Regions from separate parts of the Homo sapiens genome. Here region 1 is linked to region 2. The links are chromatin contacts, found by Hi-C or POLR2A ChIA-PET in ENCODE. All regions are on one chromosome and are shown on one strand. The core of a region is the stretch at or near the end of the contact, and the rest is flanking DNA. Distances in the headings are between cores, read along the strand shown. Region 1 holds the start of PDIA2 (protein disulfide isomerase family A member 2). Region 2 overlaps LUC7L (LUC7 like).

Region 1 (4,096 bases), core at 645-3,144, 77 kb after region 2:
CAGAGCAGGGTGGTGGAGGGCCCTAGAGGGTCAGTAGGCTTGGGGGGCCGCCGAGGGCCCTAGAGGGTCAGTAGGTTTGGGGGCCGCCGAGGGCCCTAGAGGGTCAGTAGGTTTGGGGGCCGCCGAGGGCCGCTGCTCTCTAGCAGGTAGCCCCTGACCCTGGGCTGCCCTCATCTGAAGTCTTCGCTCCCCCGCCCTTTGGTCTCCGAGTCAGGGAGGGGGCCCTTGTGGACATCTGGGCCAGAGGAGCTGCAGGCCTGGCGGTCTCTGGAGGCCCCTCCTGAAGGTCTGGGTGCGGTGCGGCACCTCCCCAGGCCGCCCTGCTCTCTCTGCTCGCTCTCTCCCTGAGCCCCCAGAGGCTTCCCTTGAGTCCCTTTGGATAGTGGGAGGTACAGCTGGCCAGAGGGGGCTCCAGCCTGGTGCTCGAATGCCAGGGTCCGCTAGTGGCTGCTGCTCACGCCCCTCCCCACCCCCAGTCCTCCTGGCTGACAAGGAGGGTGGGCCGCCGGCAGTGGACGAGGTGTTGGATGAGGCTGTGCCCGAGTACCGGGCGCCGGGGAGGAAGAGCCTCTTGGAGATCCGGCAGCTGGACCCGGACGACAGGAGCCTGGCCAAGTACAAGCGGGTGCTGCTGGGGCCCCTGCCACCGGCCGTGGGTATGGCAGGGGTCTAGGCTTGGAGGGCTGGGTCTGGGGGGCTGGTGAGGAGCCTGGTGGGGGTGGGGGGCATCCTGCAGACTTCCAGTTTCTCCTCAGACCCAAGCCTGCCCAATGTGCAGGTGACCAGGCTGACACTCCTGTCGGAACAGGCTCCGGGGCCCGTCGTCATGGATCTCACAGGTAACTCGCAGGATGCTGCACCCTGAACACAGGTAGGGCCCTCCCAGGCACGCTTCTGCACCCCTGAGTTCCGAGCCCTGGGCCATCACAGTCGCACACCTCATGGGTACCACACCCTACGTGGGGGCTCCTGGAGCAGGTCTCAGCCTGTAGGGGAGTTCCGACCCTAGCTGAGGTTTCCCCAATAGGGGACCTGGCTGTTCTGAAGGACCAGGTGTTTGTCCTGAAGGAAGGTGTTGATTACAGAGTGAAGATCTCCTTCAAGGTGAGAGCCGGGGCAATGGGCGGAGGGGATGGGGGTGGGGGCAACAGCCAGAGGCCTGGCCCCCAGAGGAACCCCTAATGCCTCTGTTCCCAGGTCCACAGGGAGATTGTCAGCGGCCTCAAGTGTCTGCACCACACCTACCGCCGGGGCCTGCGCGGTGAGGGCAGCGGTGGGGGGAACGGGGCGGGGGGGGGAAGCGGGGGCAGACAGAGGACAGCTCTGATGCCCTCGCCCTCCCTAGTGGACAAGACCGTCTACATGGTGGGCAGCTATGGCCCGAGCGCCCAGGAGTATGAGTTTGTGACTCCGGTGGAGGAAGCGCCGAGGGGTGCGCTGGTGCGGGGCCCCTATCTGGTGGTGTCCCTCTTCACCGACGATGACAGGACGCACCACCTGTCCTGGGAGTGGGGTCTCTGCATCTGCCAGGACTGGAAGGACTGAACCCCCAGTCCGTGTCTCCCCTACCTCCCTCAGTTGTTGCACAGGGACCCCCAAGCATCCCCAGCACCCCCCGTGAGTGACCAGACCCTCCCCTGCTGCCCCTGCTGCCCCTGCTGCCCCTGCTCTGTCCCGGGACCCCCTGGCCTGGCGCTGTCCCCTGAGCTGTCCCATTAAACATGGCCCTGTCTCTCTCGGTGCCCTGGGTGTCGTCTCTTTCTGCCTCCCCTCCCCTGGGGGCCGGGGGCGGCCGCATGGGCCTTGTCTTTGCTGGGACTGGGCCTGTGTGCCACGTGGCAGCTGCTGCTTGGCTTCTGGCCCCCTTATCTGCCCCCGCCCCACGCGCCCTGGCAGCACCATGAGCCGCCAGCTTCTGCCTGTACTGCTGCTGCTGCTGCTCAGGGCTTCGTGCCCATGGGGTCAGGAACAGGGAGCGAGGAGCCCCTCGGAGGAGCCTCCAGAGGAGGAAATCCCCAAGGAGGATGGGATCTTGGTGCTGAGCCGCCACACCCTGGGCCTGGCCCTGCGGGAGCACCCTGCCCTGCTGGTGGAATTCTGTGAGTGCTGGGGCCAGTGGGGCTGGGGACCGGCGGGGGACCGGCAGAGCCCACCTGGGGGCCCCACCCTTTGCCGGCAAATGCAGGGCATGTGCCCAAGAGGGGCCTCCCCGCAGGCACTTGCCCCCACTGTGCCCAGGAGCTCTCTAGGAGGGGCCTGGGGGTCTGGTTGGGGCAGGCAGGAGCAGTGTGGTAGTACTGGGGGTACCCACAGGACTTGAGAACACCTGTGCCTCCCTGCTCGGCCAGCGGCCACGGTGCCAGAGTCACCACCTTGCCGGCCACTCCTCCAGCTGCCAGGGGCATCCCACAGACTCTGCAGAGGCTCGGGCAGTATCCAGGCTTTGGGGGCCCATGGAGGTCCCTGACGTGTGTGCCCTGTGGTCTTTTCGCAACCCTTGACACACATAGGAACTGTTCTTGCCTAGGAGGCCTTCACAGGCAGCCACATGGGCCCGGGAGCCCCAGCCATACAAGGCACGAAAGGGAGGGGTCTTTTTATTTTTATTTTTTGAGATGGAGTTTTGCTTTTGTCGCCCAGGCTGGAGTGCAGTGGCCCTATCTCGGCTCACTGCAACCTCCGCCTCCCAGGTTCAAGCAATTCTCCTGCCTCAGCCTCCCGAGTAGCTGGGATTATAGGCATACGCAACCAATCCCGGCTAATATTTTTTGTATTTTTAGTAGAGATGGGGTTTCTCCATGTTGGTCAGGCTGGTCTCGAACTCCCAACCTCAGGTGATATGCCCGCCTCTGCCTCCCAAAGTGCTGGGATTACTGGCGTGAGCCACTGAGCCTGGCTGTGGGGGGAGGGGGGGTGGTCTTTCAAGCTCTCCCAAGCCTTACTGGTCCCTGTGCTGCAGCCTGGGGGGCCACGAAGAGGCACTGGTGCTCGGCTTGTCCACGGCCAGGGCTCAGGGCAGAATGGAGCAGCACGCTTGTTCCCTGCTGGGTTGTCAGGTGTGGAGAGGGTGCTCCTGGGGTTGTGGTGGCCTGGGGCACTCACGGCCCCATCCCCCAGATGCCCCGTGGTGTGGGCACTGCCAGGCCCTGGCCCCCGAGTACAGCAAGGCAGCTGCCGTGCTCGCGGCCGAGTCAATGGTGGTCACGCTGGCCAAGGTGGATGGGCCCGCGCAGCGCGAGCTGGCTGAGGAGTTTGGTGTGACGGAGTACCCTACGCTCAAGTTCTTCCGCAATGGGAACCGCACGCACCCGGAGGAGTACACAGGTGAGGGGCAGGCCGGTCATTGGGGGGGCGGTGGCCAGGCCGAGGCTGAGGGGGACTCCCTGCAGGACCACGGGACGCTGAGGGCATTGCCGAGTGGCTGCGACGGCGGGTGGGGCCCAGTGCCATGCGGCTGGAGGACGAGGCGGCCGCCCAGGCGCTGATCGGTGGCCGGGACCTAGTGGTCATTGGCTTCTTCCAGGTGAGCCACTGGGCATGGGGGGCCGGGCCATGAGGGCAGTGACTGTGGGTGGGACCGGGTGGCCTCACAGGGCCAGGCCCCTCAGGACCTGCAGGACGAGGACGTGGCCACCTTCTTGGCCTTGGCCCAGGACGCCCTGGACATGACCTTTGGCCTCACAGACCGGCCGCGGCTCTTTCAGCAGTTTGGCCTCACCAAGGACACTGTGGTTCTCTTCAAGAAGGTAGGTCAGGCCCAGGTGTGGGTTGGGGTCCGGCTGCAGCGCCCGCTAACCCACCTGCTGCTGTCCAGTTTGATGAGGGGCGGGCAGACTTCCCCGTGGACGAGGAGCTTGGCCTGGACCTGGGGGATCTGTCGCGCTTCCTGGTCACACACAGCATGCGCCTGGTCACGGAGTTCAACAGCCAGGTGCGTAGGCTGCAGTGCCTGGGCTGGGGGTGTCCCAGGGTAGAGTCGTCCAGGGATGGGGGTGCCTAGGCTGGGGGTCCTGTGGAGTCATGAGCACCCTCCCTACTGTAGACGTCTGCCAAGATCTTCGCGGCCAGGATCCTCAACCACCTGCTGCTGTTTGTC
Region 2 (4,324 bases), core at 97-2,596:
AAAAATTAGCCGGGCGTGGTGGTGGGCGCCTGTAGTCTCAGCTACTCTGGAGGCTGAGGCAGGAGAATGGTGTGAACCGAGGAAGCGGAGCTTGCAGTGAACTGAGATCGCACCACTGCACTCCAGCCTGGGGGACAGAGCGAGACTCCATCTCAAAAAAAAAAAAAAGAGAGAAAATTATAAGGAAGAGAAAATAAAATACATTTATAGTACTGTGCTGTACTGATCACTTCTGTACGTTTACACTGCTCATTTACAAGATGAATTGTCCGTCTGAAATGGTAGCAACTGCAGCTGCAGACCTCAATCTAATGTATACATCAAGCAACTCAACTTTTTCTTGTAATATCATGGCTGTTCTTGCCTTCTTGGGAGCATTTTCAGCATCACTAGTGGCATATGGATCCTATGGCATTACTCAAAGTTTATGGTATTGCACTAAACACGATGAAAAACGCCTAGGAACCCTGTGAGTTCACTTTTTACTGCAGTAGGAATGTACTGGAGAGGTGAACTGCTCCTTCGGAGATGATGAGTGTCACGTGGTGTTTCAAGGGGATACTCACGACCCTTGAGCTCCACACAATGGCAACAGGAAGTGGCATGAATTATTACAGTAGTACAGTACCTATTACAGTTATTCTTAGGCAGCCCTGATTTAATACTGCACCTCTGCACTACGTTTGTTAACATCTCTCTACGGCGAATGCTGTCATGTATGGTCTGTAAGCGTTTGCATGTAGCCTCTTCTTTTTTAGAGACAGGGTCTTGCTATGTTATCCAGGCTGGACTCCAAAAGTCCTAGGATTAAGGGATCCTCTCATCTCAGCCTCCCGAACAGCTGAGACTAAAGCCAAGAGCCACCATAGCTGGCCATATGCTTAAGTTTTGACAAATGTTACCTTTTCATAATAGACTTGTGTATATTTTATGGCAGTAAATAAAAGACTAGTATCCTCATATATTTTATGTATTCATGACATACCTAACATTTTCTGCAGACTTTGGGTGATAATGACAAGTCAACGTAGACCCACTGACTGTGGGCAGATGCTAGGAATGGAGGAGGCTGTCTGAGGAGAGGGTACATGGAGAATCTCTGTACTTTCCTCTCAATTTAGCTATGAAGCTAAAACTGCTTGCAAAAACAGCGTTTATAAATTTTTTTGAGACAGAGTCTCGCTCTGTCGCCCAGGCTGGAGTGCAGTGGCGCAATCTCAGCTCACTGCAAGCTCCGCCTCCCGGGTTCACGCCATTCTCCTTCCTCAGCCTCCGGAGCAGCTGGGACTACAGGTGCCTGGCGCCATGCCCGGCTAATTTTTTTGTATTTTTAGTAGAGACGGGGATTCGCTGTGTTAGCCAGGATGGTCTTATCTCCTGACCTCGTGATCCGCCCGCCTCGGCCTTCCAAAGTGCTGGGATGACAGGCGTGAGCCACTGTGCTGGGCCCAAAATGTATAAATTTTTTAAAAAATGGGAGCAAGCATGGGCTCAATTAATTCCAACGGTCAACGCTGCCAAATTACTAAGATTTCTCTTGCCCTAAGGCACTTATCTCACCAACCTCAGCTTCTTTTTTCTTCGCACGAACTTTTTCCACTTCCATAAGAATCTTCTGGGATTCATCCACATTACCTTCAGCCCCTAGCTGTTCGGCTTTAGCAAGGAGTTTTCCTATTTCTTCATTTAACTCATGTACTTTTTCTGCCTGTGAGGAGAAAGAATGAGGTAAGCAGACATCTGAAAATGAAAGTGAATGCAAAGGCAACAAGGGTTTCTCCTGCTCCATTTCCAGTCTGAAAATAAGTGGAAGAGCTAAAGATCCACACTTAACAATGAAGGCATCCTTACTGCCAGCATTGAGACTGTAACCATAAACGAGTCCTATGTTCCAATGAAACCAGTGGCACCTTTGTCACTTCCGACATGCTTCCAAGGATCATCACAGATTGGTCATTGTCTAGGCTGTCTCTCTTTATGACTTTTTCTTCTGGGTATGGTAATAAAATGCCTAGGTTTAAATGTACAGATTTAAGCTGTAACCAAAATACCTAATTACTAGGATTTACCTTCTGAAACAAAATAGCACCGTTGGTCAAATTAGCAATTGCATAAATCCTAAGAAATGCTTTTACAACACTGAAAAGAAAAAACAAGGAGAGGCTTAGTTCCACTGAAGAGAAAAACAGAAGAGTGATGTAAATGGCACTCAGTCTAATTACATATAAATCTACCTCCTTTTCATTCTATGATATGGATGTACCACAGTTTGACCATTTCCTTACCAATTCTTTCCAGTTTTATGTGGAGATATTAAAGTTTAAAACAACATGCAGAGGCTGGGCATGCTGGCTCACACCTGTAATCCCAGCACTTCGGGAGGACAAGGCGGGAGGATTGCTTAAGCCCAAGAGTTCCAGACCAGCTTGGGCAACAGACTCCATCTTTATTAAAAAAAAAAAAAAAAAAAAAAAAGATGGCTGGGTGCAGTGGCTCATGCCTGTAATCCCAGTACTTTGGGAAAACGAGGCGGGCAGATCACGAGGTCAAGAGATCGAGACCATCCTGGCTAACACAGTGAAACCCCGTCTCTACTAAAAATACAAAAAATTAGCTGGGCGTGGTGGTGGGCACCTGTAGTCCCAGCTACTCAGGAGGCTGAGGCAGGAGAATGGCGTAAACCCAGGAGGCGGAGCTTGCAGTGAGTCGAGATCACGCCACTGCCCTCCAGCCTGGGCGACAGAACAAGACTCTGTCTCTTAAAAAAAAAAAAAAACCGACAATAATTTTTTTTTCTTTTGAGGCAGGGTCTCACTCTGTTATCCAGGCTGAAGCAAAGTAGCATGATCACAGCTCATTGAAGCCTCAATCTCCCCAAGCTCAAGTGATCCTCCCACCTCAGCCTCCTGAGTAACTGGGATACACATGTGCACCACCAAGCCTGGCTAATATATGTATTTTTTGTAGAGATGGGGTTTCTTCATGTTGCTCAGGTCTAAAACTCCTGGGCTCAAGCAGTCTGCCCCCACCTTGGTGTCCCAAAGTGCTGGGACTACAAGCATAAGCCACCAAACTCAGCGAAGAATATATTAAAATTAAAAAATAATGATAAACCATGTACAGAGGACGAAAATGGAGAGAATAAAAAGACAGAGGTAGCAGCTCCTGAGGGATGAGAATTCCATGACACATGAATGCTTGATCACAGCCCTCTATCCTTAACTGGAGTAAGGCAGAGAGTACTGTCCACACAATCAGTGCTGAGGGTCAGTTAATAGCTATTGACAACGCCGGGCGCGGTGGCTCACGCCTGTAATCCCAGCACTTTGGGAGGCTGAGGCAGGCAGATCACGAGGTCAGGAGATCAAGACCATACCGGCTAACACGGTGAAACCCCGTCTCTACTAAAAATACAAAAAATTAGCCGGGCATGGTGGCGGGCGTCTGCAGTCCCAGCTACTCGGGAGGCTGAGGCAGGAGAATGGCATGAACCCGGGAGGCGGAGCTTGCACTGAGCTGAGATCATGCCACTGCACTCCAGCCTGGGTGACAGAGGGAGACTCCATCTCAAAAAAAAAAGCTATTGACAAGCCAGTATTTTTAAGAACACACCAGACACCGAAGCCACCCAAGCATACCTTTGCAGAAACTTCCGCACTGATTTCCTCCTGTGTTTCTGCCAGCCGCTTCTTGGCGAGCTCAGTTCTCCGATCACATTCAGCAATAAAGGACTCCAAGTGATCCATTGCCTAGCACGGGAAAAGCACAGCGCTATAATCAATGATGTGTAAAGCGTAAAGTCTTAGAACCCATTTGCTTGATAGGAAATACACTCCTAGGTTCGTTTCTTTAAAGCCTGTACATTCAAGGGAAAGATCTTAAACTACACTACCACTAACGCATTCATAATTGCATTAAATCAAGGGGATCTGTTAAACAGAATGATTGTTTGGAAGCATGGTCTTCTCATTTGATTTACTTATTTCCAAAATTTGTAAAAGGACCTCCAACCCTCAATAACATTACAAAGAAATTCTGAGGAAAATTAAAACACTTGGCAGCAATTCATAGAGTTCTCGGAGGGACAGAAAAGGCTGAGCCTAGACTCGTGCTGGAGGCCCTCTTCTGGGGAGTTGTGAGAGATGCATATGATGTACTCACTGGTCTTTGTGAGCCACGTAAATATTATTCCCTCATGTTCTGAGGGTAGGGTCCCCCCTTTCACCTCAAAAACAAAACAATAGAACAAATATTACTGAGAGCTATGAATACATTTTGTTATTGCCTACTATCTAAAGTAGCAGGAAAAATTGGTTGCTATTTA

What was found. Hi-C counts contacts between places; a loop is a spot of excess contacts on that map. ChIA-PET counts read pairs that join two places held with the same protein, here RNA polymerase II (POLR2A).
Region 1: a loop to region 2 is called in a map of CD14-positive monocyte, with 4 times the contacts of the local background. The contact joins the promoter of PDIA2 here to the enhancer-like site in region 2. A Hi-C loop is called at or near these places in 1 of 168 maps with a recorded cell type or tissue (CD14-positive monocyte). POLR2A ChIA-PET finds 5 or more read pairs at or near these places in 4 of 52 experiments (GM10248, H1, K562 and 1 more).

Annotation. Positions count from the first base shown.
Region 1 is chr16:281,270-285,365 of GRCh38, forward strand. It overlaps PDIA2 (protein disulfide isomerase family A member 2), which reads left to right and starts at 1,895. Exons shown (of 11, transcript NM_006849.4): 1 at 1,895-2,099; 2 at 3,118-3,324; 3 at 3,390-3,523; 4 at 3,609-3,746; 5 at 3,815-3,931; 6 at 4,043-4,096. The coding sequence starts at 1,901. It overlaps ARHGDIG (Rho GDP dissociation inhibitor gamma), which reads left to right. Exons shown (of 6, transcript NM_001176.4): 2 at 477-656; 3 at 756-839; 4 at 1,028-1,104; 5 at 1,198-1,261; 6 at 1,346-1,741. The coding sequence ends at 1,545. RefSeq lists an enhancer at 1-220.
Region 2 is chr16:204,440-208,763 of GRCh38, forward strand. It overlaps LUC7L (LUC7 like), which reads right to left. Exons shown (of 10, transcript NM_201412.3): 4 at 3,639-3,749; 5 at 1,565-1,708. Among named protein-coding and RNA genes, the nearest start is that of LUC7L, 23 kb to the right of the region's middle. Within about 2 kb of position 1,347, at least 2 of the 41 ENCODE cell types and tissues checked have a DNase peak (open chromatin) inside an H3K27ac peak, as active enhancers do.